Regions from separate parts of the Homo sapiens genome. Here region 1 is linked to region 2. Evidence: chromatin loops called from intact Hi-C (ENCODE). Cell type or tissue: CD14-positive monocyte. All regions are shown on one strand. Links, peaks and the distances in the headings refer to the core of each region. The heading gives the core; the rest is flanking DNA.

Region 1 (15,595 bases), core at 2,423-10,422, 84 kb after region 2:
TATCAGAGAATGTGTATCTTAAAAGCTTTAACTGTAAACGCAAAGCTTAAATATCAAGCCATTTAGAAAACAGAAAATTGTTCATGGCTTATGACTTAAAAGGCAGGCCTCATATTTACTTAAGGAGACTAGTTAATGAGCTAGAGAAAGACAACTATTTATTCTTCATGCTGTAGGCTAAAATGGACGTCTATTTAAGCCACTGCACTTCCTAAACCTTTCAGTGTTTTTCCCATTGCCCTTAATGTTCTCCAGAAGGATCCTAAGAAAGCTCCCAATCTGGATCTCTTAAAGGTCCTACAAATACACAACATAAGAAGCTAAAGAGGAAATTCATAAGGTCCATTTGAATACCTTGGAAACTACTGAAAGAATAAAGGGGTCAGGTGAATATCACTTTCATGCTTTGTTTTTTTTGCAGAAAAATGATGTACGCTGACTTGCATTAGATTCTGTCATTACTATTTTGAGAATATCATCACTACATGATCTGCCTAAGCATAGCAGTTTATCTTTGTTAATACACTGTTTAGCTCAGAAAAAAGTCACCAAATTAACATGACCTCCTACTTCTTCATAATCTTCCTGAGACCAGAAATTCAAATGATCAATTTAGCCACTTTCTTGTGTGGTTCCAAGATAGTTCCAGTGTATATTATACTGCAAGAAGGCTATCATTTAGCTTCATTATTAATATTTTAAATTTGTATAAAGCTTAACAATTTAAAAATATTTTTATATATTATCTCATTTACTCCTTATCAACCTGGTATGAGAGGCATAATGTATGTTATTTCCCCCACTTAAGAAATGTGAAAATGAAACCAATGAAAGTACGAAAGCTATGATGTAATTTCCCCCAAATCACACAGTTCCTGCATATATTTATATACTAACTATACTGCATATTATTTTATACTTTTTATTTATATGACATTTTACAGCTTACAAAGTACTTTCATATTCATGATTTAACTTGATCCTTTCAACAACCCTGTCAGGTGTTATTATTTCACATTACACTGGAACAGTATGGTGTGGCTGTTAAGAGCATAGATTATAAAAGCAGACTGCCTGGATATGAATACCATTCCATCACTTTCTGGCAGTGTGTTTCCATATCTTATTTGAAAATTGGAATATGAATGAACTCTACTACACTGGGTTGTGAAGAAGCTTAAACAAAACAGTGCAAGTAAAACAATTAGTACAATAATTGGTACACAGTAGGTATTTAATAAATGTCAGTTATTATTACCTATGAAAAATATAAAGCTCAGAGAGGTTAAGTGACACATCCAAATTTACAAAATGGTAGGTGGCAGAGTTGGAACTAGAACACAAATTTTCTCCCTCCTGGTTCAATGGCTTTTCTATTACACCATATTGCTTTAATTAAATCAATGATACTACTCATTTACTTAAGATTATGTTATTCAGTAATGTACAAGTAAGGTGCACTCCATAGACTTGTGACTTTATGCAGAAATCACTGTGACATGCGGAATCTCAAGAACAACAAGTACAAATTTTATCATCCAAGGAAATGTAGCTGTGTAGAAATGACAGAGTCCTTGAAAAATATTCGGGTTATAAGATATGACATCAAGTTACCTGGTCATTACTATAACAGTCACATTTTAACTTGACATGAATATCAAGAAATGAAAGGTGAAATAGATGTTTTATTGCTCCCAATTTTAAAAAATCCCTCAACAATATTGTTCCCATTTTTTATTCACAGAGCAGCACAGCATATTGACATAGTTACAATGTAAATTGATTTAAAAAATCATCAGATCTGACATCATGAAACACACATTCTTGTCATAAGGTAAAACAACCCCACAACTAAACATGTAATGTAATATCAGTTAATGGTAAGAGCTATGAAAAAATAAAGTAGAAGCATAGGGGTATATGGATGGGCAGGTGCAATTATTAGAAGAGGAATTAAGTAAGACCTCTCTGAGGAGGTAACATTTAGGCAGAACACTGAATAAGTGAGGAAGTGAGTTATGGGGGAAGAACATTCCAGTAAAAATGAATATAGCTGATGTGACTGGCGAACGACAAGGAGGCCAATGTAGCTGGAGAGCCGTGCGTGAAAGGGAGAGGGGTAGGAAGTGATGTAGGAGAGGTAGCAAGTGGCTAGATCAGGTGTAGCCTTCTGGGCCACAGTAAAGATTTTAGATTTTATTTTAAGTATGATGGGAATACAGTAGAAGATTACAAGCAAAGTGACAGAACTGGATTCATATTTTACAAGGATCACTCTGGTTACTGTGTGAACAGACTACAGGGGGGCAAGAGTGGACACAGAGACCTATTAGGAGACCATTTATTCATATAATAAATACCTACTGTGCACCTAGTAATGACAGTAATGTTCTAGGGGCAGAGGATACGGCAACGGGTAGAATAGGCAAAAATCCCAGCCTTCCAGCCTTACATTCTAGTACCTATTGCAGTAGCACAGGCAAAAGATGACAGTGGCTTGGACTTGGGTATAGCAGTGGGAATAGTGAGAAGGGATCAGATTGAGTACATATTTTGAAGACAGGGTCTACGATTTGCTGAAAGAGTGAACGTGGGTCTGATGGAAGTCAAATGGCTCCAATGCTTTTGTCCTAAGCAAGTAGGTGATACCATTTACTCATATGGGAAACACTGCAGAAGGCACAGGTTCTAGGGAGAAATCTGACATGTTAAGTTTGAGATACATTTTAAACATTAGGTAGAAAATATAATGTGGGAAGCTAAATATACAAATTTCAAGTAAAGGGGAAAAGGCAGGGCTAGAGATAATTTGGGAGTTAAGATAGTATTTAAATAATGTGCAGCTAGCAAAACCAATAACCTAAGGAGTGAGGCTTGAGGACAGCACCCTGGAACATCTGAACTTATCCACACAATATATAAATATATTCAAATAATCCTTGTATATCTCATTGTAACAAAAGTAGTATGTGATATAGACTCTTCACTAATATTTATTAATAAAATATGCAATTTAAAATTAATTTGTCATCTCCTGAATAAAATGCTTCACTATCAGACATTCACGCTGAAGATTAAGATCATACAAATGAATCTGACTCTAGTACTTTTTTTTGCTACATTTAAACTGAAAAAAATGAAAATAGCAAAAAGAAAGAAAACTATAAAATATTTTTTAAATTGTAGATTTTTTTAACTTTCTGAGACGGATACTTAGAAAATCCCCAAATATTTAGATATTGAGTAATACACTTCTAAGTAGCCTTTGAGTCCAAGAGGAAATCACAAAAAAATGAGAAAATATTTTAAATTGGAATAAAAACTAAGTATAAAAAAACTTGTAGGATATAGCTAAAGATGTGCTTAAAAAGAAATATTAGTTTTAAATGTGTATTTCAGAAAAGTAGAAAATCTGAACTAATGATCCAAGTAATCTTTTAGATCCCACTTTCTAAATTATCATTTTGTAATTGATAAATTCCACTGTGGTCACAGTAACTGGAATCTTTGGAAATTTGTCAAGACCTGCTCTATGGCTCAGCATATAACCAATTCGGTAAATAATCCACATGCACTTGAAAAGAATGTATATTCTGCAAATTTGGGGTGCAGTGCTTATATACGTGTCAATTTTATTTGTTGGCTTGCTCGTTCATTCATTAAATCAATCAAAACCTAAAAGTGGCTTTTTGGGTTGTTAAATCTAAGACTAAAGCTAAAAGATTATTCATAAACTGAAGAAATAATAGTGATTATGGAAAGTTAAGTTGTATTCTAGGCCTCAAAAGGCATTCAACAATTGGGATTATTTCTGGCATAATAAGCTGATTCACACCATGTTTCACAAAGGTGATAGCAAACAGCTTACCTGATTTTCATCCTGTACTTCCATGCTGTATTGGTCACCTGGCTGAACTTCTGTGACTTTCTCTCCAAGGAGGAAACCCAGACGAGTCATGAGTGTGTTTGCTGCCTCATCTACAGATGGAGGGGGGCCAAGCTCCTGTTCAGCATCACCTGTAACAAGAAGGCATTGAAGAACATGAATCTTTCAAAATAAAATGGTCTAGTTCTGCAACTATTTGTACATTCACTTTGGTCATTTCTTTAGTTTTCACATTTTAACTCAAAAATTACAAAGTTATGAGGTTTTTCTTGGACTACTCACTCCCAATATAAATTCGCTTCCAAGTAAAAAATTTACACGAATCAAATAAAAATGAGCCAGGGAACTCAAAATGATTATAAATGTGAGGCAGAAAAAAAATTTTACCTAAAATGAGTATCTGTTTATGTTAGGTTGACTTACCGTCCATATTTATTCAGGCTTTGTTCTAAATTCAGAGCATTTAATCTCACCTTGTAACAATCCACAGTAGCACAGATTTTAAAGGACTTTACAAAAATCTTTTTATGGGGTCAGATATATCCATTAGCATTACAAGCATTAACTGAAGTGTCATACGGTTTGATGCCAAAACAACAGCATCACAAAACACAATCATATCCTATTATTTAGGATATTCAGTATTACACAGTAAACCACTCCAAATGCTAAGAAGGTAAGATCTGCATTGTTATTATTCCATTTAACATTTATATCAACTTCTCTAATAAAGTCACAAGCTGGGGGTCAGAGATAGGGTATATGTGTATTTTTGTGTATTAGTACTGAACTCAAGTTCCATCTGTGAAAAATCTCTACAAAACTCTCACTGAATGTATGTCAAGGTAGAAAAACAAGGCTCTATTTTTCCTCTCCTATTATCCTCCCAGAGGCAACATAAATAGATTTCTTTGCCACAGAACAGAAATAAGAGAATCAGTAGGGTTATTTTTATGTTATAAACATTTAGATAACTTATTTTTTTCTCAAGAACAATTGAAAGCTTCTTATTCCTTGATAAAATGAAAAGGCAAAACTGGTCTCTTCAAATTAATGAGTAACACTTTCCTCCCTCCTAAAGGTTAAACTAACTAATCTTTTGCAAATTTTTCTCATTGTAGATTCCAGACCTCTAGATATTCTGGGGCTCTATTTCACTGTCTCCTACAAAGTTACTCTGATAATAAGTGTTTCCTATGTACATGGTTAACAACAGATACGAGAATTTATACAACACGGAGATATAGTCATTGACTTTGAAAAGTTTATAATCTATATGGAAAATAAGAGTATATATTTATTTAGCATATACTTACATAATGCTTATGATGTACAAGTCACTAGTGTAAACACTTTACATATATTAGCTTAACCTTCATAACTTTAGATTCCACTTTCTAAGGTAGAAATTATTACCCTCATTTTACAGATGAGAAAATAGAGGCACAGATACATTAAATTATTTGCTCAAAGTAATAAAACCAGTAAATGGCAGAGCCAGGATTAGAACTTGAGCTCCCTGACTCCAGAATCTATGCTCCCAATGAGCACAACACAGTGTCTTCCTCACTGGAAAGAAATATTACAAATGGTGAGAATGTCTGAATAAGAGATAACTTGTAATAATAGGCATATTGCTCATAGCATGTTAATCTCAATAATCTTAACAAAGCATGTTGTAAACACTAAGTAAGGTAATCGAATGGAGGTTCTTAAGAGACAGATAACTGCAACCCTTTCTACATTACTACTTTCAGTACTTCCAAGTACTAATGCAGAAAGAAGTTCAAGAATTCTTCTGTGAGTGGCTATATTAGATACTGCTACCACACCAGGTCCTTTTCATCTGGTTTGACTGGTATTTTTTAAACCTTGCTAAATCTACTTTTTCTTTCCTATTTACTTACCTCGTCTCAAAATATCATTTGAGGATGACATTAATATATTATCTGTCGTGCACTCTATAACGAAAGAAATCCGATACCAGGTTATGATACGAAAAAACTATCTTTGGCAATTACATTTGTTTTGAACTTTTCTTATTTGTTGATCTTGAGTAAAATTTTACACATTATGAAAGGCCTAGTAGATGAATTAGTGGGGGCTTCTCAAATAACAGACAGGGACCTAATTGCGAATCCCTCCATCTTAAGTCTTAGATTATCAACGGCTGCCTCTGTCTCCTCTTCCTGAAAGTATGCCAGGATTTCTGGTGGAATAAAGTAGAAACAGTAGAGGCACTTCCTTTCTGGTTTCTAGATTACAGACTTAACTGTCAGTAACCTCTTCCCTATTCCACTTTCATTTCCTATTTTAAAATAAATTAAAAATAGTTACTTCTGAAAACAAACAAGGGTGGGGCCAGGCGCGGTGGCTCATGCTTGAAATCCCAGCACTTTGGGATGCCGAGGCAGGTTGATCACTTGAGCCCAGGAGTTCAAGACCAGCCTGGGCAACGTGGTGAAACCCCGTCTCTGCAAAAAATACAAAAATTGGCTGGGTGTGGTGGCGCGCGCCTGTGGTCCCAGCTACTTAGGAGACTGAGGCAGGAGAACTGCTTGAACCCAGGAGGCCGAGGTAGCAGTTAGCCATGATCATGTCACTGCACTCCAGCCTGGGCAACAGAGCAAGATCCTGTCTGAAAAATAAATAATATATTTTTTTAAAAGGTGGGAATATCTGAAATATATTTTGAAGTTGCTCTGTAGGACCAGATGAACAGCTTCTCACTTGCAGGAATTTATTAGTTTGGTGCAAAAGTAATTGAGGTTTTTGCCATTATGGCACCATTAAAGGTAATGGCAAAAACCACAATTACTTTTGCACCAACATAATAGTGTATTCAAATACTGTATGTTGAAACACAAAGCCAGGTCCTCCCCTCCAAACCATTTCATTTAAAATATGCTTAAAATGTCACCAGGTCACGCATTTTCATTTTTTTCCTACTTAGTGTACGTTGATTCTGCATTCTTCCTTAAATACTACCATTTTTCTTCCCTTTTTGTTTCATTTCTACTTCCCACTTGCAAGTAACTGCTACGATAAAACCTCTCTGCCTGCAAAATGAAAATTTACCAGGAGAAAAAAGTCTGGCCAGTGGAATAAAGATAGCCTTTTTCCCCCTCATTACAATTAACAATAGGGCCATTTGAAGATCACTAAAAGGGAGGATTTAATGGAAATAGTGGTAGCTTAAGAGAGAGAAATCAGTGCTAAATTATCAGGGTTATTGGGTTCTTAATTTTTAAGAACAGAGAAAGTGATTTAAAAAAATTTAAGAAAATTCTTTGACATACTTTAAAGATTGTCTGGTCTTTGGAGGCAATGTGTATTTTAGAATGAGTTTCATCCATATTGTGTGTATCAAATCTTCTTTTTTTGCAGGGGGGAGGGTGCATTATGGTTTTCCATGTTCATGGTTTGGAAGACAATTTTGTTATGATATCAATACTCCCCAAATCAATCTACCAATTTAATGCAATCCTTATCAAAATTCCAGCTGCTTGCTTACTCGCTTCCTTTCCTTCTTCCCTTATTTTTGCAGAAATTGACCAGCTGATCATAAAAATTATATGGAAATATAAGGGGCCCAAAATTAAAAAACAACCTTTAAAAAGAAGAACAGAGTTGGAAGACTCACATTTCCTATTTTCAAAATTTATTACAACGCAACATTAATCAAGGCAGTATGGTACTGGCATCAGAATAGACCAATGAAATAAAGAGTCCAGAAATAATACTCTTACATTATGGTCAATTGATCTTTTTTTTTCTTTTCTAGGACAGGGTCTCGCTCTGTTGCCCAGGCTGGAATGCAGTGGTACAACCATGGCTCACTGCAGCCTCGACCTCCTGGGCTCAAGCAATCCTCTTGCCTCAGCCTCCTGAGTAGCTAGGGCTACAGGTATGCACTGCCATGCCTGGATAATTTTTTTAAAAATTTTTTTGTAGAGATGGTGCCTCATTATGTTGCCCAGGCTGGTCTTGAACTCCTGGGCTTAAGCAATCCTCCCACTTCACCCTCCCAAAGTGCTAAAATTACAGGCATGAGTCACCATTCCTGCCTTGGCCAAATGATTTTTAACAAGGATGCAATGACAATTCAATGGGAAAAAATAATCTCTTCAACGGTGTTGGGACAACTGGATAACCACAAACAAAGGTATGAAGATGAAGCCCTACCTCATATATCAAAATTAACTAAAAATGTATTGTGGACCTAAATGTATAAGCTAAAACTATAAAACTCTTAGAAGAAAACATGGTAGTAAACTTTGTGACCTTTGGTTAGGCAATGATTTCTTAGATATGACACTAAAAGCACAAGTGACAAAAGGAAAAACAGATAAATCAGACTTCATCAATATTAAGAAGTGTCATGCTTCAAAGGATACCATCAAGAGAGTGAAAAGACAACCCACTAAATGGGAGAAAATATATGTGAATCATGTGTTCAAGGGACTTGAACCCAGACTACATAAAGAACTCCTACTACTCAACCATAAAAAGGCAAATAAATGAATTAGAACATAGGCAAAATACTGGAATAGACATTTCACCAAAGAGGGTATACAAATGGTCAATAAGTACATGAAAGGATGTTTGACATAATTAGTCATTAAGGGAAATGCAAATCAAAACCACAAGGAGATATCAAGTTATATCCACTAGGATGGGTAAAACAAAAAAGACAAGCAATAAGAAATAGTGAAATTTATTGGAACCTTCATACAATAATGGTAGCAATGTAAAATTGTGCAGACACTTTGAAAATAGTTTGGCAGTTCCTCAAGATGTTACACATAGAGTTACCATGTGACTCAGCAGATCTACTCCTAGGCATATACCCAAAAGAACTGAAAACACACATCAACTTGTACATGAATGGTCATAGCAGTGTTATTCATAACAGTCAAAAATAGAACCCCACTGTCCCTCAAATGGTGAATGGATAAATAAAATGTCATATATTCCCATTAGGGAACATTTGGCCATGAAAAAAAAAGAAATACTGATACATGCCATAAAATGAAAGAACACTCACTGAAAGTATTGTGCTAAGAAAATCAGACACAAAAGACTACATATTGTGTGATTCCAATCATATGAAATGTCTGGAATAGGCAAATCTGTGGAAATAAAAAGTAGACAAGCCATTGCCTAGGACTGGGTTGTGTGGGGAGTGACTGTGAATGGGCACGGGACATTTTTTTTTGGGGGGGGGTGATAAAAATGCTCTAAAATTAGTGGTGATAGTTACACAAGTCTGTAAATATACTAAAGTATCACTGAGGTGTACATCTTAAAAGGATGTATTTTTTGGTATGTGAATTACATTTCAGTATAGCTGTTATTAATAAATATGAAAACCCCATAACAGTACAGATAGAACCATGTACCCATCACCCAGTTTTCCCAAAGGTAACATTTTACATAACCACAGTGAGTTATATGGGAAAATGACACTGGGAGAATACAATTAACTAGACTACAAACCTTATTCAGATTTTGCCAGTTTTTTTTTTTTTTTTTGGACAGAGTCTCACTCTGTCACCAGGCTGGAGTACAGTGGGGCTCAGCTCACTGCAACCTCCGCCTCCTGGGTTTAAGCAATTCTCCTGCCTCAGCCTCCCCAGTAGCTGGGACTACAGGCGCCCACCACCATGCCCAGCTAATTTTTTGTATTTTTAGTAGAGATGGGGTTTCACCATGTTGGCCAGGATGGTCTTGATCTCTTGACCTCATGATCTGCCCACCTAGGCCTCTCAAAGTGCTGGGACTACGCCACTGCACCCAGCCAGATTTTTTTTTTTTTTTTAAGAGATGGGGTCTCAGCTTTGCTGTCCAGGCTGTTCCGGAACCTCTGAGCTCAGGTGGTCCTCTCAAACTCAGCACCCTCAGCACCCTCAGCATGCTGGGAATACAGGTGCATGTCACCCTGGCCAGCCTGATTTTGTCAGATTTTGCCTGCACTCATTTGTTGTGGTTGGGGTTTTTTGGGTACATTTTGTGTATAGTTCTGTGAATTTCCATGTGGTATCATTTTTCTTTTGCCTGAAGAAATTTCTTAGACATTTCTTGTAGTACAAGTCAACTGGTGATAAAGTCTTCCATTTTTTATATGTTTGAGAAAACCTTCACTTTGCTTTCATTTTTGAAATATGTATTTTTCAGGGTATACCATTCTAGGTTGATAGTGTCTTTGTCTCAGTAATTTAAAGATGCTATTCCTAAATTTGAAAATTAAAGAATTTAAAAAAGGATGCTGCCCCACTTGTCTTCTGTCTTGAATTTTTTTTTCAAAGAGAAGTGTGCTGTCATCTTTGTTTCTCCACTGTCTGTGATTTTTCTGACTGATTTTAATAGTTTTTCCTTTATCATTAGTTTTAAGCAGTTTCATATTGTGTCTTAGTGAAATCTTCATGTTTCTTGTGCTTAGGATTCATTGAACTTCTTGTATCTGTGGGTTTATAGTTTTCATCACACTTAGAACATTTCTTCAAAAAACACATATGTGTATGTGTCTGTATATACACAAACACACACATATATGTATATATATATATAAAAAACATAATTTTTGGTGGTTGTTCTCTCTGGGGCAGATTATAACTTTTATTAGCTATAATAATAGCTAGCTATATATGGCAATTAAGTATACCATTAACCAAATCTGAGTAAGGTCTGTAGTCTAGTTAATTGCACATGCCAGGTACTATTCCTAAGCATTTTACCTATATTAACTAATTTAATCATCAAACTGCCCTACAAGGTAGGCAATATTATCCATACTTTACAAATAACGAAAATAAAGCATACAAAGAATAAGTAACTTACCAAATTCATATGGCTAGTAAGTGGCTGAGCCAGGCAATCTGGCTCTAGACCTCAGGCTCTTTACTCCTAAGTTATACCGTCATCTCCAAGTCCAGTCTCTCACCATATTGCCAGGCATCAGTCCCCAGCTCCCCTCTGCCCACTGAATTTGCTCAAAACTCTCAAAATTTCTCAAGTCATCATATCAATTATTTGACCTATATGTTTGTCTCATCCATGACCATCCAGGTGATATGAAGAGGGTCTCATCTTCATAACACAATACACTCCAATTAAGATATGTCCCTAAACAAAGACAGTACTTTCCTTGAATGGAATTCTGTAACTTCTTTAATAATGACGACAACTTTGAGGTATGAGAAACAGATATCTGGTTGTTGAAAAACAATCTCTGTGAGACTGTGATACACAAAATAAATCATACAGCACTCATGCATTATGCTGATTAAAACTATTTAAATTTGTAGTTCTTGGTTTTATTTTGGCTCTTTGTAAGCAGTGTGTTTACGCATTAGGCTACGCTCCCAGAAATCTGGTTGAGGAATATGTCACCATAAAGACTAAGGGATTATAAGTTTTACATGGAAATGGAAAGATCCAAGAATAGTATAGAAGACTCGAAGAAAGCCCGGGTGCGGTGGCTCACGCCTGTAATCCCAGCACTTTGGGAGGCTGAAGCGGGGGGTGGATCACCTGAGGTCAGGAGTTTGAGACCAGCCTGACCAACATGGTGAAACCCGACTCTACTAAAAATACAAAAAATTAGCCGGGTGTGCTGGCAGGTGCCTGTAATCCCAGCTACTCGGGAGGCTGGGGCAGGAGAATCACTTGTACCTGGGAGGCGGAAGTTGCAGTGAGCCGAGGTTGCGCCATTGCACTCCAGGCTGGGCAACAAGAGTGAGACACTGTCTCAAAAAAAAAAAAAAAAAAAGAGAGAGAGAGAAGGGCATACTGCTTAATATCGAGATTAATATAAAGCTAAAGTAATTAAGACACAGCTAGACAAAAGCATAGATAAAAAGGTGGTCAATGGAACAGAGTTTAAAAATCCAAAAACAGATCTCTCTCTATATATAATCACCTGATTCAGAACAAAAGTTTCACTGCAGTGTTTCAGTAACATGAGAGTGTTTTCAAGTATTGGTGACAGATCAATATGATATCCATATGGAAAAGTAAATCCTGTCCTTAAAAGAATAAGTTTCATATAGATTATAGACCCAAAGGTAAAAAGTGAAGCAATAAGTCTTCTGGAAAACGACCTTTTAGTGTAACTTTATGACCTAGAACTAGGTAAATATTTCTTACAAAGGCCCAAAAGGCAACAACCATTAAGAAAAAAGATTGGCAAAGTCAATCTTTTCACCAAAGACACCATTAAGAAGGTAAAAGGGCAAGCCATAGAGTGAGATAACTACTACAAATCAACAAGAAAGACAATCCAATTAAAAAATAGACAAAAGATCTATACAGGATTTACAAAAGAGAATATCCAAATAGCTAATAAGCACATGTAAAGGTGTTCAATATTATTGGGAAATGCAAATCAAAACTCCAATGAGATACTGCTACACATATACAGTGCAGAATGGCACACAAAACAAACAAAATAGCATCTGACAGTAGGGGGCAAAGGAACACTGAAACACTGCTGTGCTGATGGGAATGTAAACTGGTAGCATCAAATTTGGATAAAAGGTTTGGCATTTAAAAAATGTATGGTTTCAAATTTGGAAAATGTTTGCCATTTTACAGAAACCATATGACTCAGCAAGTCCACTACTAGTTGTATAAAAAAAAGGAAAAGTATACTAATAGGTGCATCAAAAGACACATAACAAATGTTCATAAAACTGTTCATCATAGCCCAAGTTGAAAATGTCCATCAAGGCCAAGTGCAGTGGCTCACGCCTGTAATTCCAGCACTTTGGGAGGCCGAGGCGGGTGGATCACTTTAGGTCAGAAGTTCAAGACTAGCCTGGCCAACATGGTGAAACCCTTTCTCTACCAAAAAAATACAAAAACTAGCCGGGTGTGGTGGTACATGCTTGTAGTCCCAGCTATTCGAGCCTGGGTGACACGGCAAAACCCTAGCTCCAAAAAAACATTTTTTTAAAAAAGAAGCCAGGCCTGGTAGTGCACGCCTGTAGTCCCAGCTACTCAGGTGGGTAAAGTAAGAGGATGGCTTGAGCCTGGGAGTTCAAGGTTGCAATGAAACATGATTGCACCACTGTACTCTAGTCTGGGTGACAGAGTGAGACCCTGTCTCACACTCTGTCCCCAACCCCCCCTCCAAAAAAAAAAAACCGTATTACTGAACAAAAGAAGATAGTTTCAAAAGAATACATAGGGCTGGGTGCAGTGGCTCACACCTGTAATCCCAGCACTTTGGGAGGCCGAGGTGGGGGGATCATCTGACCAACATGGCGAAATCCCATCTCTACTAAAAATACAAAAAAATTTAGCCGGGTGTGGTGGCAGGCGCCTGTAATCCCAGCTACTCGGGAGGCTGAAACATGAGAATAGCTTGAACCTGGGAGGCGGAGGTTGCAGTGAGCCGAGATCGTGCCATTGCACTCCAGCATGGGCGACAGAGCAAGACTCCATCTCCAAAAAAAAAAAAAAAGAATACATACTAAATGATTTTATTTATATAAAGTTCAGAAATTGGTAAAACAAATAATTGATGATGGCAGTCAGAACAGTGGGTATGTTTGTAAGGGGAGGATAATGATGCAGAGGAAGCATGAAGGAAGCTTCTGAACTGCTGAAAACATTCAATATCTTAATTTGTGTTCACTTCATAAATTTTCATAGCAAGGCATAACTGTTATTTGCATTCCTTTCTGTATTTATAATTTCTACAAAATTACAAAAAATGTATTAAAAACTTAGGGCACTGACCTTGAGAATGAAACAATATTCTCAACAATACTTGTTTATGCTTTTTTACTCTAAGAAACAAGTCTAGAATTATGAAAAAAACAAATAACACTACATATTTAAGCTATATATTTTAATACTATTTAAGTTGCTCAGATGAGGGATACTAAATATCAGCAAACTTACTACTCTAAACATTTAGATCTTTCATTTAAAGTTCCTGTCTTATAAAGACATAATATTAGAAATCAAGAGATTTCAAGGAAATTATATATGAAATATGTTATGTTTTAAATAGATCTTCAACTAATGAAAACTTTTATCTATTTTTTCCCACTCAGGAAAGACTGCACCAAACACATTTGCATTTCTTTTTTTTTTTTTGAGACGGAGTCTCGCTGTCGCCCAGGTTGGAGTGCAGTGGCGCGATCTCGGCTCACTGCAGGCTCCGCCTCCCGGGTTCACGCCATTCTCCTGCCTCAGCCTTTTGAGTAGCTGGGACTACAGGTGCCCGCCACCTCGCCCGGCTAATTTTTTGTATTTTTCGTAGAGATGGGGTTTCACCGTGTTAGCCAGGATGGTCTCAATCTCCTGACCTCGTGATCCGCCCACCTCGGCCTCCCAAAGTGCTGGGATTACAGGCGTGAGCCACCGCGCCCAGCCTGCATTTCTTTTTTTAAAAAACAAATGACAAAGACTCAGTTTACCAGATTTACTTAAATTTTAAAAAATATTTTATATATTTAGGGAATACAAGTTCAGATTTCTCACATGCATGTATGACACAGTGGTGGAGTCTGGACTGTCAGTGTACCCATCACTCGAATAATGAGTGTGCATTATACGCAGCAGGTAAATTTTCGACCCTCTCAAACTTTAGTTTTTAAATTTCAGCTTAACATTACTAATTTAAACCACTGTCAAAACTAAGTTGCTAGCATTCATCCACAACTAGAAAACATCCTTTATTTATATTAAACTAGAAATGTATTACGACGAATGCATTAATATCTTGCACTACTAAATAGAGAAAAAAATAGAAATTATTTCTGTGGAAGATTCATGCTGCCATGCTGGCAATGTTAACTTCACTTGACAGAAAAAAATAGGAATTATTTCTGTGGAAGATTTATGCTGGCAATGTTAACGTCACTTGACACTACACCTGGCTCACATTTCAGACACAATGGAAAAGCAGATCCATGCTGGTGTTAAGTGTACAATCTTGTCCTACCACTACTCAAGAGTCAAGGTTCAACTAAGAGTATATTTAATAATGAAAGCAAAGTGCATACAGAGATTTACTATTTTGAAGTTTAAAAAAAAGGTCCTATTATGTGGCCTCATCAATAAATTCAAAAGTTTAAGACAAATAGGGACTCCAATGAGCTGTTTATAAATACTCTAGATTAGGCACAATGAAAAAGAAAGTCGAATTCATCTGAAATCTTCAAAGAAATGTTCCTTAATCCTCAATGGTGCTTGTTATAGTTTAACATTTCTGTTCAAATGAGTGTGTTGAGTTACTTGTTATGCAAGGGTAGCAGCTGCTCCTCACCATTTATCGGTAAGCACTTCGACTCTTTCTTGACCCTTTTCAACAATTCTCTTTGTAGTGATTTTCTGCCATCAACTATTTTAGGTATAAGTTGATACAAATTTGAAGCTGCCCATGGCACTACCACCAAATAACATGGAGGAAAATGAAGTGAGGCCTCCATGACCTCATGATTGAATGAAGCAAATTGTGTATCAAAAGAAGAAAATCCACTTCCAAAACATGGAAATCCAATCAAGGTGGAGAAAAATGACTGTTCCTCAGCTTCTGCTTCTTCAGGAACCCCTTTGATTCCCCAAAAAAGTCCTCAAATGAGTTTTCATAGAAGTTGAATAAAAATGGGTCCCTTCCACCAAAAATGTCCCTGAAGGCATCATCTGGGTTACAGGAATGTGACGCCAAACTAAAACGAACTGTCAAAATGACTT
Region 2 (15,595 bases), core at 4,211-12,210:
ATATGAAATACTGAAGGATAAGTATAAAAGATTTTCAACATTTATACATTGAAAGCTAGAAAATACAGCTGATAGAAATTAAGGAAGGTCTACATGACTGCAGAGATATACTATATAGGTTGGAAGATTCAATACTGATAAGTCAATTTTCTCCCAAATTATCTATCTTCCCCCCTCAAATTGATCTGTCTGTACGTCTGTCCATCCATCCATCCATCCATCCAATGCAATCTCCATAAAAACTCTAGCAGTTTTTTTTTTTGTAGAAATTTATAAGGCTTCACACGGAAATGCAAAGAATCTAGAATAGCTGAAATAACTCTAAAAAAGAAGACTGGAGTGTTGACATGATTTCAAGATTTACTATAAAGCTACAGTAATAAAGTATGTTATTAGTATCAATACAGAATATTATTAGATAAGTGAAACAGAAGTCCAGAAATAGAACTATATATCTATGGATGAATAATTTTTAACAAAGGTACAAAAGGAATCCAGTAGATGAATAGTCTTTACAACAAATGGTGCGGGAACAACTAGGTATCCGTATCTTCCCCTCCAAAAAGAAGAAACCGAAAAGAAAAAGAATGTTGACACATATCTTGCATCATATACAAAAATTTACTCAAAATCAATCAGATACCTAAATGTAAAACATAAAACTACAAAATTTCTAGGAGAAAATATTTGTGTCCTTTCATTTGTCAGAGAAATCTTAAACACGACACTAAAAGGCCAGTCCTCTAAGACATAAATTCACAAGTTGGACATCTAAAAACTTCTGTCTTCAAAAGACACTGTTAAGAGAATGAAAAGAGAAGTCATAAACGAGGAAAAAATATTTGTAAATCAAGTATCTGTTAAAGGACGTGCATCCAAACTAGATAAAAAAAGTTTCACAACTTAAAGAGGATGTTCAGATAGCAAATAGGCGCACAGGAAGATTTTCAATATCAGTTACTAGTAAATCCAAATTAAAGGCGCAGTGAGACATCACTACATAGTAGTAGAATATCAAAAGTTTAAAAGATTGACCACGCTGTGTACCAACAAGAATGGGGAGGAACTGAAACTCTCATACATGGATAGTGAGAACGAAAATGATACAACCACTTTGAATATCATTTTGCAGTTTCTTAAAAAGTTAAACATATACCTGTCAGATGATCTAGCCACCTACTCTTAAATATTTGATAGAATTCAATGGTGAAACCACTTGATCATGAAGTTTTATTTGGTGGATGGTTTCTGATAGCAGGTTCAATTTCTCAAAGGAAATAGAGACCCTGAGATATTTTATTTCACCTTGTGTTAGTTTTGGTAAGTTGTGCTTTTCAAGAAATTTGTTATTTTCATCTAAGTTGTTGCAGTTACTGGCATATATAATATCTCTTTATATTTTCTTATTATCCTTTCTATGTCTGTAGAATGTGTAGTGATATCTCCTCTTTCATTCCTGATATTAGTAATTTGTGTTTTCTCCCATTTTTCTTAAGCAATATTAAGATTCATAAATTTTATTTATGGGGTTCATAAATTTTATTTTTTCAAATAACGAATTCTGGCTTTGTTCATTATTGCTAATGTTTGTCTATTTCTTACTCCACTGATTTCTGCTCTTATCTTTATTATAATATTTCCTTCCTTTTTACTACATTGGGTGTATTAATTTCTTAGGGCTGCCATAACAAGTTACCACTAACTTTGTGGCTTAAAACAACCAAATTTTATTTTCTCACAGTTCTGGAGGCTAGAAGTCCAAAATCAAGGTGTCCCTAGGGCCATGCTCCCTCTGAGGCTCAAGAAAGTTTTTCCCTCTTCCTAGTTTTCGGTAGCTCCTATAAATCCATGGTGTTCTTTGGCTTATACAGCTCTATCACTCCAACTTCTGCCTCCAAATTCACATGGCCCCCTTCCTTGTGTACTTCTGTGTGACTTCTCTTCTTTTTAAAAAATACCGTCATTGGATTTAGGGCTCACCCTAATTTAGCGTGATCTCATTTTAATTTAATTACACCTGCAAGGTCTTAGTTCCAAAAAGGTCACGTTCTTAGATTCTGGGTGGACCTGAATTTTTGGGATACATTATTCAATTACACTGGGTTTAACAGATACATTTTAGAACCTCTGGATTCTGTTATGTTCCTCTCAAGTATGCTGATTTTTGTTCAAGTATGCTGATTTTTGTTCAAGTTAACTTAGCCGGATTCAAATTCTCTTCGGTTATAATAAGCAGCTGAAAAGTTCTTTCAGCTTCTGGGTGTTTCTTTATTTGCAGAGCTTATTAGGATTTCTTCTATACATATATGGTTCAGTAGTCAGCCAAGGATCTGGGGCAAGGCTTACACACACATTTTGGGACCTACCGCCTCTGCAGCTCCCTTTCTTTTAGAAATTCCTTGCTAACTTTCCAGTATTCTGCCAGCTTTGGGATTCTGTCCTTTGATACTTCAAGTAAGTAAAGCTGTGGCTTTCTGCCACCTGAAGCCATCCACAGATTGGAAAGAGTCCTTAAGCAAAATGCTACAAACTTGAAAATACAAGTTTGTCCTTATATTCCAAATATAAGTTTTGGTCCCTATATTTCAAATGTAAACTCACTTCCCACTTCCATCTGCTTTCTGCCACTCTCCAGTGCCTTCAAATAGTTATTTTTTGTATTTTGTTCATAATTCTTAATTGTTATCCATGGAAGGCTTAGTCCAAAAAGGCAATTCTTCCACTAACAAAAGCTGGAATTCAGACATGTTTTTATTATGGCTTTAAAATGCTTTAGCAAAGTGCGCATTCATTTGTCAGGCCAGAGGTGCCAGATGATGATTTTACCTCATTAACTCTGAGAGGAATATTTTTAGCTTAAAAATTCTCAGCAAGTAGTTCTTACAGTACAGCCAGTATAGCTACCTATTTATAGGTAGGTGTTAGCCAAAGTAAAAAAGACCTACTGAAGTTCCAGAAGCATTCAGCAGAGCAACCTGTCCCTATAGATCAGTATTACATAAAATCTACCTAGCAATTTTTCTAACCCTATCAGATTTCTGCTAATAAACAGAATCAGACAAAGAAGTAACAGATGTATTTAAACAAGTCATTTTTAGTGGAAAGAAAAAAGGGAGAAAGCAAGAACAAAAGTGACTAAGCTAGGAGACAGATATTTTCATCATATCTTAGTAATTAATTACTACAAAGGATGGTGGGAAGGACTCTTAAAAAAGCAACTCTTTTAAAAAGAGGAGGGAAAGGATCAACCTTCACTATTAGCAGACATCCTCAATAATTAAGAAGATATGATATTTACTTGGCAGCCTACAGTCTATTCTATATAGAGAGTAGGTCAATACCTAAACTGAATTAAAAAAAAACTAGGTTTTACTTTTTTACCCAACAATTAAAAAACATATCTGGGGTTTAGTTTTAACTATTTAGACTGAAAAGTACATTTCATCCTGAGATTTGGCAAATCTGTGAAATTCGAGAGTGTAACAGAATCGTGGAGAGGGTAAGAGAGAAATGAACTAAGTTAGATCTGGATTCTAGTTCATGGTTTATTATTCTATTACCCTGGGCAAGTGGAATTAACTGCTTTTGGAGGCAGTTTCATTAAATGTGAAACAAAGGACTTGGATGAAATCTTTAAGATTCTTTCTTAGTGCTAAAAAAAGCTTTACGTGAATCAGATTTTAAACATATGAGAATTGAGTGATACTGACTATGAACTAACCATGACTCAAATGTTATTTCCCTTGTTCCTTCACAGAATCCCTTTGCCACTTCATTTCTCCCCACTTCCCCATAATCTTTCGTAAAAAACAGGGTCAATGAAGTCAGGCATGTCTCTGAAAAGAACTCTCTAGAGCTGATGATTCTCAATCTAAGACCTTTCTAGAATTTGATCTAAAACTTTTATCTCACTCATAAGACATAGGGGAATAAAAGTTAAAAATGGGTGGGGGGGACTCCTTGGGAACAATCAGTTTATTTTTGAAAACACTATGTTCCTTGTTGAGGTGTCCTTTCTGTACAGTGCTCACCAGTGAGGATTGCTGCACCTAGTCTAAGACTTTCAGTCCTTTGAAAACATTATGTGATATGACAGGTGCTATATAAAAGCATGGGGTTTCAGGAGTTTAGTATTTCCTAGCAAGGCTTAGAGCTTTTTCCTTTTACTAGATCAGCTACACTCTCTATATATCTTAATTTACCTCTCCTTTGGGTCACAATCCTCTGTTTCTAATTTATAGCCCCTAAGATCATTTAACCACAGGTATTATATCAGGGTAGGTTATATGCTCAGACATAACAACTCTGTGACCTTTTGCAAATTACTTAACTCCTCTCTCCATCTTGATTTCTTACTCTGTAAAAGGGGATACATATACCTCATGGGGCTGTCATGATAATGTAGTTATTAGCATGAAACCTGGTACATAGTAAATGCTCAGTAAATGCTAGTGATGGTCATGCTTTCATCCTGTCTTCCCATTCTTGATGACGAACTCTGCTCAAGTCTTTTCACTTTACACATTTCTCAATCACTTTCAGGAGTCTTGGCAGCATCATGGACTTCCCCTCACCTTCACGTTTCAGTGCCATCTGTTGCCTACTCCTGATGTTTGTTCTTCCATAGGGGGAGAGGCTAATTAAAGCACAAAGCTACCCTCTTAAATTTTTAAGTGAATAGTACAGCATGGCTAACTATAAGCACAATGTTGTACAGCAGACCTCTAGAACTTTTTCATCTTTCATGATTGATACTTTATACCCATTGAACAGGAACTCCCCATTTCCTCTTTCCCCCAGCTCCTGGCAACCACTATTCTACTTTCTATTCTGATGGTTACTTTAGATGCCTCATGTAAGTGGAATCATGTCATATTTGTCCTTTTGTGACTGGCTTACTTCATTTAGCAGAATGTTCTCAAGTTTCATTCATATTGTAGCATATTACAGGATCTCTTTTCCATTGATATATAGACCACATTTTCTTGATCCATTCATCCTTTAACATTTAGGTAGTTTCTGTCTCTTGGCAATTGTGAATAATGCTGCAATAAACATAGGAGTGAAAATATCTCTGAGACCCTGATTTCAGTTCTTTTGGAAAAATACCCAGAAGTGGGATTGCTGGATCATATGGCAGTTCTATTTTAAATATCTGATGAACCTCCATACTGTTTTCCATAGCAACTGCACCATTTTACATTCCCACCAACAGTGTATGGGGTTCCAATTTCTCTACATCCTCACCAACACTTGTTATTCTTTCTTTTTTTTTTAAATAATGGCCATGTTAACAGGTGTGAGGTACTATCTCATTATGGTTTTGATTTGCATTTCCCTGACAATAAGTGATATTGAGCATTTTTTCATATACCTATTGGCTATTTGTATGTCTTCTTTGAAGAAATGTCTATGTAAGTCCTTTGTCCATTTTTAAACATTGTTTTGTTGCTACTGAGTTGTAGGAGTTTCTTATATATTCTGGATATTAACTCCTATCAGATACATGGTTTGAAAATATTTTCTCCTATTCCATAGATTGCCTTGTTACTCTGTTGCTTCTCCTTATCCTTCTCCTTAAGACAGGTCCTCATTCTGTCAGCCATGCTGGAGTGTGGTGACACAATCATAGCTCACTGAAGCTGCAGCCTTGGACTCAAGTGATCCTCCTGAGTAGTTGGGACTACAGGCGTGTACCACCGTGCATGGCTAATTTTTAAAGTTTTTGTAAAGACAGGTCTCACTATGTTGCCCAGGCTGGTCTCGAATTCCTAGCCTCAAGTGATCCTCCTGCCTCAGCCTCCCAAAATGATGGGAATACAGGCACGATCCACTGTACCCGGCCTGTTACCTCTTTTTAAGTACTAAAAATACTGATGCCAAATACTGATGACTCATCTGGCATAGAAATAATTTTAGTCTTTGTTTTTTTTTTTGCTGAATTAATAAAATTCATTAAGCATTGTGTTGGCATGTTCTTATACATTATCTTACTATCTCTGTTCCTTTAGTTCTTTTCCATTACATGTTCCATTTCATTGTCCATCTGGCAGTGTCTATTCTTTAAATTTTTTTTTTTTAGCTTTTCTTAAGTATCAATGAGTTAATTTTAAAGGTAATAAACTGTAACTTGTTTTCTTCAAAACTGCTTTTAAATGTTGCTAATTTCTATTCCTGCACACTAACTGAACAAGGATGCTGGCAATGATAACTTAAGACAGAGAAATGACATGATTCTGAGCTGCATTTTAGAAAGATTACTTTGGCAGCCAGGCATTATACTGATTAGATGACAGAAAGACCAGAGAAGCAGAAAAGATAACTGATGGGTCTTCGGCTTAATACCGGGGTGACGAAATAATCTGTACAACAAACCCCCGTGACACAAGTTTACTTATGTAATGAACCTTCACACGCACCCCGGAACCTAAAATAAAAGTTAAAAAAAAAAAAAAAGAAGAAGATGGAAAGACCAGAGGAGGGAGGCAAGCTAATTAGCAATATTGAGAATGGAGAATATGGAAAGAATGTGAGAAACTCTGTGAGAGCTGAACCCTCAGGGTCTGGTCCTGACTGCATATAGGAGATAATGTAGATGGTGCTTCAATGCTGACTCCAAGATTTAAAGCTCAAGTGAGAGGAAAACTGAAGTACTATTTAGGAAGAGAGGAGTCGAAGCTGGTTTGGGTGAATGAATCAAGTATCCTCTCTGACCACAGCTCCTGCTGAAATATTCAACAGTCTTTGCCATCTCCAATACCGCAGAGTACAGAGTATCTACCATAAGCCAATGTACTGCTATTACTGTATTACCGATTGCTTTTTATATTAAGTTGTCTATGACATAGTTTCCTTATTACCACTACTTAAAGAGTTGTGAGGATTAAATAAGAATATGTTTAAAGCTCTAAGCACTGTGCCCACAAAGAGTAAGAACTCCAATAAATGTATGCTATCACTTTTACACCTTTTGAAGAGTGTCTCACTGTTAACATTTGTCTTAGTGTTTTAAAAAGTCCATTGCCTTCTATTAATGTGGGGATAAAAAAGGGGGAAGGCTTATTTTACTCTGAAAAAAATCTTACTTTGAATCTTTGAATAACTTCCATATTAAATTTCAGCTTTCTGACATTGGTCTTATGGGAAAACATTTGTTGAGAAAAATCTGCAGTCACTGCTGAGTGGAATTTTCAGAAAGAGAACAAAGATCTTTGGAGAACAGTTAAAAAAAAAAAAAAAAGAAAGGGAAAACCCAATTCTCCCAAAGGTTGCTGCTTTTTTATATGCTTCCTCACATTTAATACCTGAAAATGTAGAGAAAACATAAAACAGTAAAGGTTTTAAAATAGGAAATATTTGATAAAATATTTATAACTATGGCAATACAGTTGTTTTAAGTATTGTGCTCTTAGAGTGTTGGCTTTTAAGGTGATATACAACATTTATTTTTGGGAATATAAAAACTGGGTATTTTAATTCGTTGAAATTTAAGATAAAACATTTTAAAGTGAACTCTCATTGATGAAATAGCCTTTCGTTTGTGGCCTTAAAATGAAATCATCTAGTTCTGTAATTTTATGAGCATCTGGGGAAGTTATTTCACAACAAACCTTTTATATACTACAAGATTAAAAAACTTAGATCATTTTACTGAATTACAAAATTTTTTTGCAAAGTCTTATCTAAGTAAATTTATTGGCATTATGGTTACTTTAATAGACCTAGTCACTTTTGAGGAAAATAATAAGATTAATTGGGAAGTTTATTCTTTAATTTAGATCAAAACATCAAAATAGGTTAAGAGTGTGTTATTTTTCTTTACTGCACTCAAGGCATTTTAAAGTATTTCCAGTGAGATATCTTGCAGAGTTAGATGTCATGATGAGAGTTTTGTTCATGTTACTTCACAGTCTTCTCTGCAGAAGAGCTGGTTGGGGGTGAGGGGAACAACCTCATACAACTAAAACTTACAATCTACCCATATAATATTTACTATAGGAAGTTATGTGCATGCAACCTTATCCTTGGGTTTTGAATCTACTTAAGAAAATTTAATCTTACTTGTAGGGATGAAATAATGAACAATGAGGTAGAAAAGACTGATGGAAATATTCCCTTGTAAATGTGAGAGCCAGCCAGGCAATGATCAAGATGACTAAGCAACCTCAGGGATGTGTGACTCAGTAGGCTAATGTAAGAGCATTTAGCTTCATGACATGCATCTTAGTCATCATCATAAAGGATTCATTGTTTCAGAACAGTACGGGACTCATAAATGGTGTGAAGCACAGATTTGATAAAAATTAAATTTATTGCTTTGATAAAACCAAGTTAACTGTGGCAGGGCCAATTTCACATAAATTCTGCCAATGAATCAGACTATCATTTGTACATATGCCCTCCAACCTAGTGTCTATTAAAGTAGCTAATAACTAAACACAAAGCCTCTGAATGGCTTTTTATGTAATGAGATTTAGTAAAAGTTCTAAGGAAACCACCATATATTGAGAAATGAAGTTTTAATTAGCAATATATAATTTCTTCAAGTAGAAGAGTGTGGTTGTAACTTAAGACCAGGCAGGTTAGGGTCTCAATATTAATAATTTGTTGTTAATTTAACCCACGTAGCTACCATTCAAAGTCACTATGCTACAATTTGCCTTGTATATTTTAACTCCTCCTGGTTCCCTTTATATAATCCATCATAAGATTTATTACATTTATCCATAAAAATAAACTATTTCTTCCTTCCTTGTAATAGGCAGCAAACTTAGTTTCTATCTTTCTCTGCGGAATGAGAGAGCTTTCATTAAGATGATCAGAAAGAGTGGACATTTTCAGGTGGATAATTTTTAGCATAACTCCACATTAACCTAATGGTGATTAAATTTAAAAACATGAAGCCAAAAATAATTAAAACAATTTTTTTGAGACTGTTGCCCAGGCTGGAGTGTAGTGGCACGATCTTGGCTCACTGCAACCTCCACCTCCCAGGTTCAAGTGATTCTTAAGTCTCAGCCTCCTGAGTAGCTGGGACTATGGGCCCACGCCACCATGCCTGGCTAATTTTTGTATTTTTTTAAAGTAGAGATGGGGTTTTACCATGTTGCCCAGGGTGGTCTCGAACTCCTGACCTCAGGTGATCCCTCCACCTTGGCCTCCCAAAGTGCTGGGATTACAGGTGTGAGCCACCATGCCTAGCCTAATTTTAAAATTTTAAGTTAAAAACTTTATTAGTTAAATTAATTCAAATTAATATCTATCAAAGACATTAGGCTTTGGGACTAGAAAAGGCGCTTGTAGTAGGTTAGCTAGCTATATACTCTGTACTAGTACACAATCTTCTATGACTTTTATCATTAGTATTCAAGCTCTTGGATGGTTGACAGCTAGGAATCTGTTAAGTTGCTTTGGACAGTTGACTCACATGACCTCTCCCCCGTTGGGCCGGGTTTCTGGAAATATCAATTTTTGTAGAACAGTTGTTCAAAACAGCTGTCTTGAAGAGTGAAAAAAAAAAAGGACTTTTTAACTAATGAAGCAATGTTGATGTTAATATCCCACTTGGAGATGTTATCCCAACTTCTGCTTCAGCAGTCAAAAGACTACCATTATCATCAAACAACTGCAGTTACTATTAAGGCACCTGTTAAATTAATTATGCCTGTATTGTTAAATCATGTTCATGAATAACATGTAACCAGCTCTCAAACTACGCATTTTTGCACTTTTGTAAATAGACTGATGGACCTTGAGGCATAAAGCTTATCTTCAATTACAATGACATCCTCTAAACTAGTGGTTTTAAAAGTGTGATCTGCAAAATCACCTGCAAGGTTTAAGACACGGCTTGCCAGCCCCATTCTCAGAATTTCTGATTCAGTAGGTGTGGAATGGGGCTAAAGAATCTGCATTTCTGAAAACTTCCTAGATAATGCCACTCCTGCTGGTCCCAGGACCACACTGTGAGAGCCACTAAGCTCGCCTACTGCAATAGTCTCAGTGAGAGGCAGTATTGAAGGAGGTGAAAAGTAGTTGGATTTGGGAGCTCTTTGGAGGTGTAGAGCCAACAAAACTTGTTTTTAAACATTGTGATCCTAAAATAAAATAAAAGCGTCATCTGGGGATCCCTAGATTCTTGAGATATGTTCTTGGAGTTTGCAAAGTCAAAACTATATTTACAGTACTAAGAGGTTATTTGCCTTTTTCCACTCTCATTCTTTCACAAGTGTACAGTGGAATTTTCCACAGCTTACATAACTTTAACATGTAATGGGTCTATTATTTATAAAAAAATGAATAAATGAGTTATTTCAACAATCCCTATTATTATTTTAAAACATTATTTTAAACAAAGTATATTTAACATATTATTTTTAATTTCTAATATGATAATATCAATTTATCCCATATAAATATAAGCTCAATAATTTTTTAAAAATGAGACAGGGTCTCCTTCTATCACCCAGACTGGAGTGCAGTGGAGCAATAATGGCTCATGGCTCACTGTAGCTTTGGCCTCACAGGCTCAAGTGATCCTCCCACCTCTGCCTCCTGAGTAGCTAGGACTACCACCATGCATGGCTAATTTTTAAATTTTTTTGTAGAGACAGGGTTGTTGCCTAGGCTATGTTGCCTATGTTGCCTAGGCTGGTCTTGAACTTCTGGCTCAAGTAAGCCTCCCACCTTGGCCTTCTAAGGTGCTGGGATTACAGGGACAGCCATAGCCGCCTGTGTAATTTTTTTATGAGTATAAAAGGCTCCCGGGACCAAAAAGTTTGAGAAACACTGCTCTTAACAGAATAGTACAAGATTCTGCCTATATGAAGTTCCCAATCAATGCATGGCTTGTCACCTCAAATGTTCTTTGGACATACATCCAGAGGATATTATTTCAGACACTCTCTACACTTGAAATCAGTCAGTCAATAAACTTAGTTATCTACTGGGTATACTACAGTGTATATAAGCATTAACTACCATCTCTAGGATCATTTAAAACCAGAATTGTGATTAAAAAACTATTTCAGAATAAAATACCTAGGAATACAGTTAACCAGGTAGGTGAATTATCTCTATCAGGAGAACTTCAAAACACTGCTCAAAGAAATCAGAGATGACACAAACAAATAAAAAAAATTTCATGCTCATGAATAGGAAGAATCAATGTCGTTAAAATGGCCATACTGCCAAAAGTAATTGGTAAGATTCAATGTTATTCTTATCAAACTGCCAATGACACTCTTTACAAAACCAGAAAAAATTATTTTAAAATTCATATGGAACCAAAAAGAGAGCCCAAATAGCCAAGGTAATCCTAAGCAAAAAGAACAATGCTGGAAGCACCACACTACCTGATTTCAAACTATACTACAGGACTGCAATAACCAAAACAGCATGGTACTGGTACAAACAGACGCATAGACCAACCGAACATAATAGAGAACCAGGAAATAAGACTGCAAACCTACAACTACCTGGTCTTCAATAAAACTGACAAAAACAAGCAATAGGGAAAGGACTCCCTATTTAATAAGTGGTGCTGGGATAACTGGCTAGCCATATGCAAAGACTGAAACTGGATCCCTTCCTTACACCACATAAGAAAATTCACTCAAGATGAATTAAAGACTTAAATGTAAAACCCCAAACTATAAAAACCTGGAAGACAACCCAGGCAATACCATTCTGGATAAAGAAATAGGCAAAGATTTAAAGATTTCATGATGAAGCCACCAAAAGCAATTCCAACAAAAGCAAAAATTGACAAACAGGATCCAATTAAACTAAAGAGCTTCTGCACAGCAAAAGACACTATCAACAGAGTCAACAGACAACCTACAGAATGGGAGAAAATTTTGCAAACGATGTCTCTGACAAAAGTCTAATACCCAGCATCTACAAGGAACTTTAAGTTAAGAAATTTAATTAATTAAATTTAAATTAATTTGTTAAGAAAAAACAGATAACCCTATTAAAAAAAATGGACAAAGGACATGAGCAGTCACTTTTCAAAAGAAGACAAACATGCAGCCAACCAGCTTATGAAGAAGAGCTCAATGGCAGAACACACAGACACAGGGAGGGGAACATCACATACTGGGGCCTGTTGGGGGATGGGGGGGGCAAGGGTGGGAACAGCATTAGGATAAATACCTAATCCATGCGGGGCTTAAAACCTAGATGACGGGTAGATAGGTGCAGCAAACCACCATGGCACATGTATACCTATGTAACAAACCTGCATGTTCTGCACATGTATCCCAGAACTTAAAGCAAAATTAAAAAAAAAAAAAAAGAAAAAGAGCTCAGTGTCATTGATCTTTAGAGAAATGCAAATCAAAAGCACAGTGAGATACCGTCTCATAACAGTCTGAAAGGCTGTTAATAAAATGCCAAAATATAACAGATGTTGGCGAAGCTGTGGAGAAAAAGGAACACTTATACACAGTTGGTGGGAGTGTTTTCCACAATCAGTTCAACCACTGTGGAAAACAGTGTGGCAATTCCTCAAAGATCTAAAAATAGAACGGCCATTCAATCCAGTGAAATCACTGGGTATATTCGAAGGAATATAAATTGTTATCATAAAGACACATGCACACATATGTTGACTGCAGCACTGTTCACAACAGCAAAGACATGGAATCAACTTCAATGTCCATTGATGGTAGACTGGATAAACAAAATGTGGTACATACACACCATGGAATACCATGAAGCCGTAAAAAAGAACGAGATCATGTCCTTTGCAGGAACATGGATGAGGCTGGAGGCTGTTATCCTTGGTGAACTAATGCAGGAACAGAAAACCAAATGCCGCATGTTCTCACTTGTAAGTGGGAGCTAAATGATGAGAACGCATGGACACATAAAAGGGAATGACAAACACTGGGGCCTACTGGTGGGAGGAGGTAGGAGGAGGGAAAAGATTGGGAAAAATAATGAATGGATACTAGGCTTAATACTTGGGTGATGAAATAATCTGTACAAGAAACCCCCATGACTCATACCTATATAACAAACCTGCACATGTACCCCTAAACTTAAAAGTTAAAAAAAACCTATTTCACAGAACTTGTCAGAGTACTCCTTTAAAATGTATGAAAGATACACCTCTATTCTAAAGTGGAAAGATATACCTTAATGCAGACTAAAAAAGATTTTCAATCATTTCATTACTTTTTTGGGGGTAGTTTCATTTTAATCATAATCAGAAGAAAAATATGTCAAACTGAAATATGACTGTAATTTGTACATTCCTTTAAATAAAATTAGAAAGCATGATGTGACATGTTTTTAAAAATTATTCCAGGAAAACAAATCTGATTTTTTCTGAAATAAAGTACAACATTGTGGATATAATAATCACATATTATAAAGGCTTGCCAAGCAGGTCTGAAGAAACATAAGGAAAGTTTATCTGCCCAAGTTTGCTTTCCTTTCTTGATAATGTGTTTTAAGTCGTATCCTAAGCCATACAATTCATCTGTAAACAATAATTAAGATAACATGTTACTTTTTGAGAGAGGATTATTGTTCAGGGACTCTAAATTCTGAAAATTCTGAATTAAAGTTATTACTAGTTTTAGTATACTTTACACTGCTAAGTAAACACCTTGCTTTTTATGGATCAATGTACCCAGCTGGATGGCATGTTCTAACCGTTTAGACTGCTAAAAGGAAAGCTCTTGAAAAATAAAGATGACTTCAAGGAACTGAAATACTAACATCATAGCATCTTCATCAATGGACAAACTCCAGCCTAAGTATTAATGTAAACAATAAGTTAAGACACTATTTGCAAGGAATATGAAATTAGTATTTTTAGAAATTCAATATTCAGTCAGAGCCCTTCCTAAAGATTTAGGTGAGCTTTGGGAAAATCTTTGAATGTGCTTTTGTTGTTTCACTGAATGCTTCGGCTGAAGATCAATGCAATGGAAAAGATCTTTGTTGCATTCCAGATAAAACTGGTATTTGTAAACATCAAGCTCACCAGAATGTATCTGTTAAAGACCTTATTAAATCTTCAGATACTACAAGCAGATAGGTACTACCACATATCAACAGAACTCAATATAAAGGTTTCCCAAAAATTTCACTGCTGAAATCTGTCAAATAATTTTGTTTTCTATGTAGTATAACATCTATTATTCAATGATTAGTAAAGCAGAAAATAAAGTCAACAATGTCAGTATGTTTTTTAGTAATAAGATGGAAGATGATGCCAATGTGGCAGATTTTCAATCAAATCTGAAGGTCCATATAGATCAGTAGTTCTGTCCAATCTTCTTTATTACGGCTGTGCATTCTGGTCGGGGCGCAAATCAATTATTTGGTCTCTTGATCAACTTTATTCAGACTTTAGATGTAATTAGTCTAAAATAGTGCTTGATATATTTCCATTTTCTGGACTGTAAACACACAGTTGCATATGCCATGCAACTGGTATATGACAAACTGAAGAACTGGCAAGCAGGATGGACAAAAGGACTGGGAACTAAAAGTATGACTGAGGCTATCAACTAACTGCTGTTGATGGGAGGTATGGTAATTGTTGCAATACAATCAATTATTTTAAAATCCTGTTTGCTTAGCCATCACTGAAAAACTGTTAGCATAATGATGTCTAGAGTGGACAGCAGACATGTATAAATTCCTTCCCATGGGAATTGTGCACGTGGCACTATACTGCTTAGAGTAGGGAATAGGACAAGGGGTGAAGAGGAGAGCTAAAGAAAGATGAAAATCATCCGTAAGATAAAATTAAAAACACACTTGTGGTAGAGATAGAGATTGCTAACATACCAGAGAAAGGAGACTATCTGTTAAAAGCTATCAGAGACAGTTTGGTTCATTTTGAGCAAACGAGAGGCATAGAAATACCAATAAGAGGCTCCTCAACTAGACCATCACTGTAACAAAATGACAGTCTTTAAAAAGATCTGGTGCCAGCTTGGAGAAGCATGTAGCATGCCACAAAGAAGGTAAGGCAACAGGTACCTGAGTGAGAAAAGGATAGGTTGTGTAGCTCTTGCTAGGCCAGGATTATAGGCACTTTCTAAAAGACCAAGATAATAAAATATTGCATGTTACTAGAAATGGCCACTAAAACAAAAATGAAAAAAATTCCCTAGCAAAATACAGCCTGAGTATCCCTTATTTAAAATGCTTGGGATCAGAAGTGTTTTGAATTTCAGATTTTTTTGGACTTTGGAATATTTGCATATATATAATGAAAGATCTTGGTGATAGGACTTGGGTCTAAACAAGAAATTCATATGTTTCATACACACCTTATACACATAGCTTGAAGGTAATTTTACTCAACATTTTGTGAAACAAAGTTTTCACTGCAACCCATCACATGAAGCTAGGTGTGGAATTTTCCACTTGTGGTGTCATGTTGGCACTCAGAAAGTTTTGGATTTCGAAGCATTTTGCATTTTGGATTTTCAGATTAGGGATGCTCAACCTGTACATTATGATCAGCACAGTTCACCTGCAATATGGCTAGGGCTGAATCTGGTCCGCAGTCACTTCTGAAATCCAAGATCTTAGAAAGGTTATTTCCCCCATTACCACAGCCCCT

The links. A loop is a pair of places that touch in the nucleus more often than their neighbours do. Peaks named below come from ENCODE experiments on the same cell type or tissue, not always from the same donor. Only the 100,000 strongest peaks of a DNase experiment are listed, where the experiment ranks them.
Region 1: it touches region 2 in a loop (2.3-fold over the local background); 2 of 110 quality-filtered maps call a loop at or near these places.

The regions. Positions count from the first base shown.
Region 1 is chr17:63,182,413-63,198,007 of GRCh38, reverse strand. TANC2 (tetratricopeptide repeat, ankyrin repeat and coiled-coil containing 2) reads right to left here. Exons shown (of 28, transcript NM_001394998.1): 6 at 3,869-4,017. It also overlaps the pseudogene DNAJB6P8. Among named protein-coding and RNA genes, the nearest start is that of TANC2, 220 kb to the right of the region's middle. RefSeq lists an enhancer at 15,010-15,595. In CD14-positive monocyte, for the core only: no CTCF peak of the experiment used is centred there; a DNase peak (open chromatin) is centred at 6,197; H3K4me3 peaks cover 1,652 bases; H3K27ac peaks cover 2,511 bases.
Region 2 is chr17:63,268,140-63,283,734 of GRCh38, reverse strand. The region is part of intron 9 of TANC2 (tetratricopeptide repeat, ankyrin repeat and coiled-coil containing 2); the gene reads right to left. Among named protein-coding and RNA genes, the nearest start is that of CYB561, 170 kb to the left of the region's middle. In CD14-positive monocyte, for the core only: no CTCF peak of the experiment used is centred there; DNase peaks (open chromatin) are centred at 4,524, 4,804, 7,574, 8,184 and 1 weaker place; H3K27ac peaks cover 1,950 bases.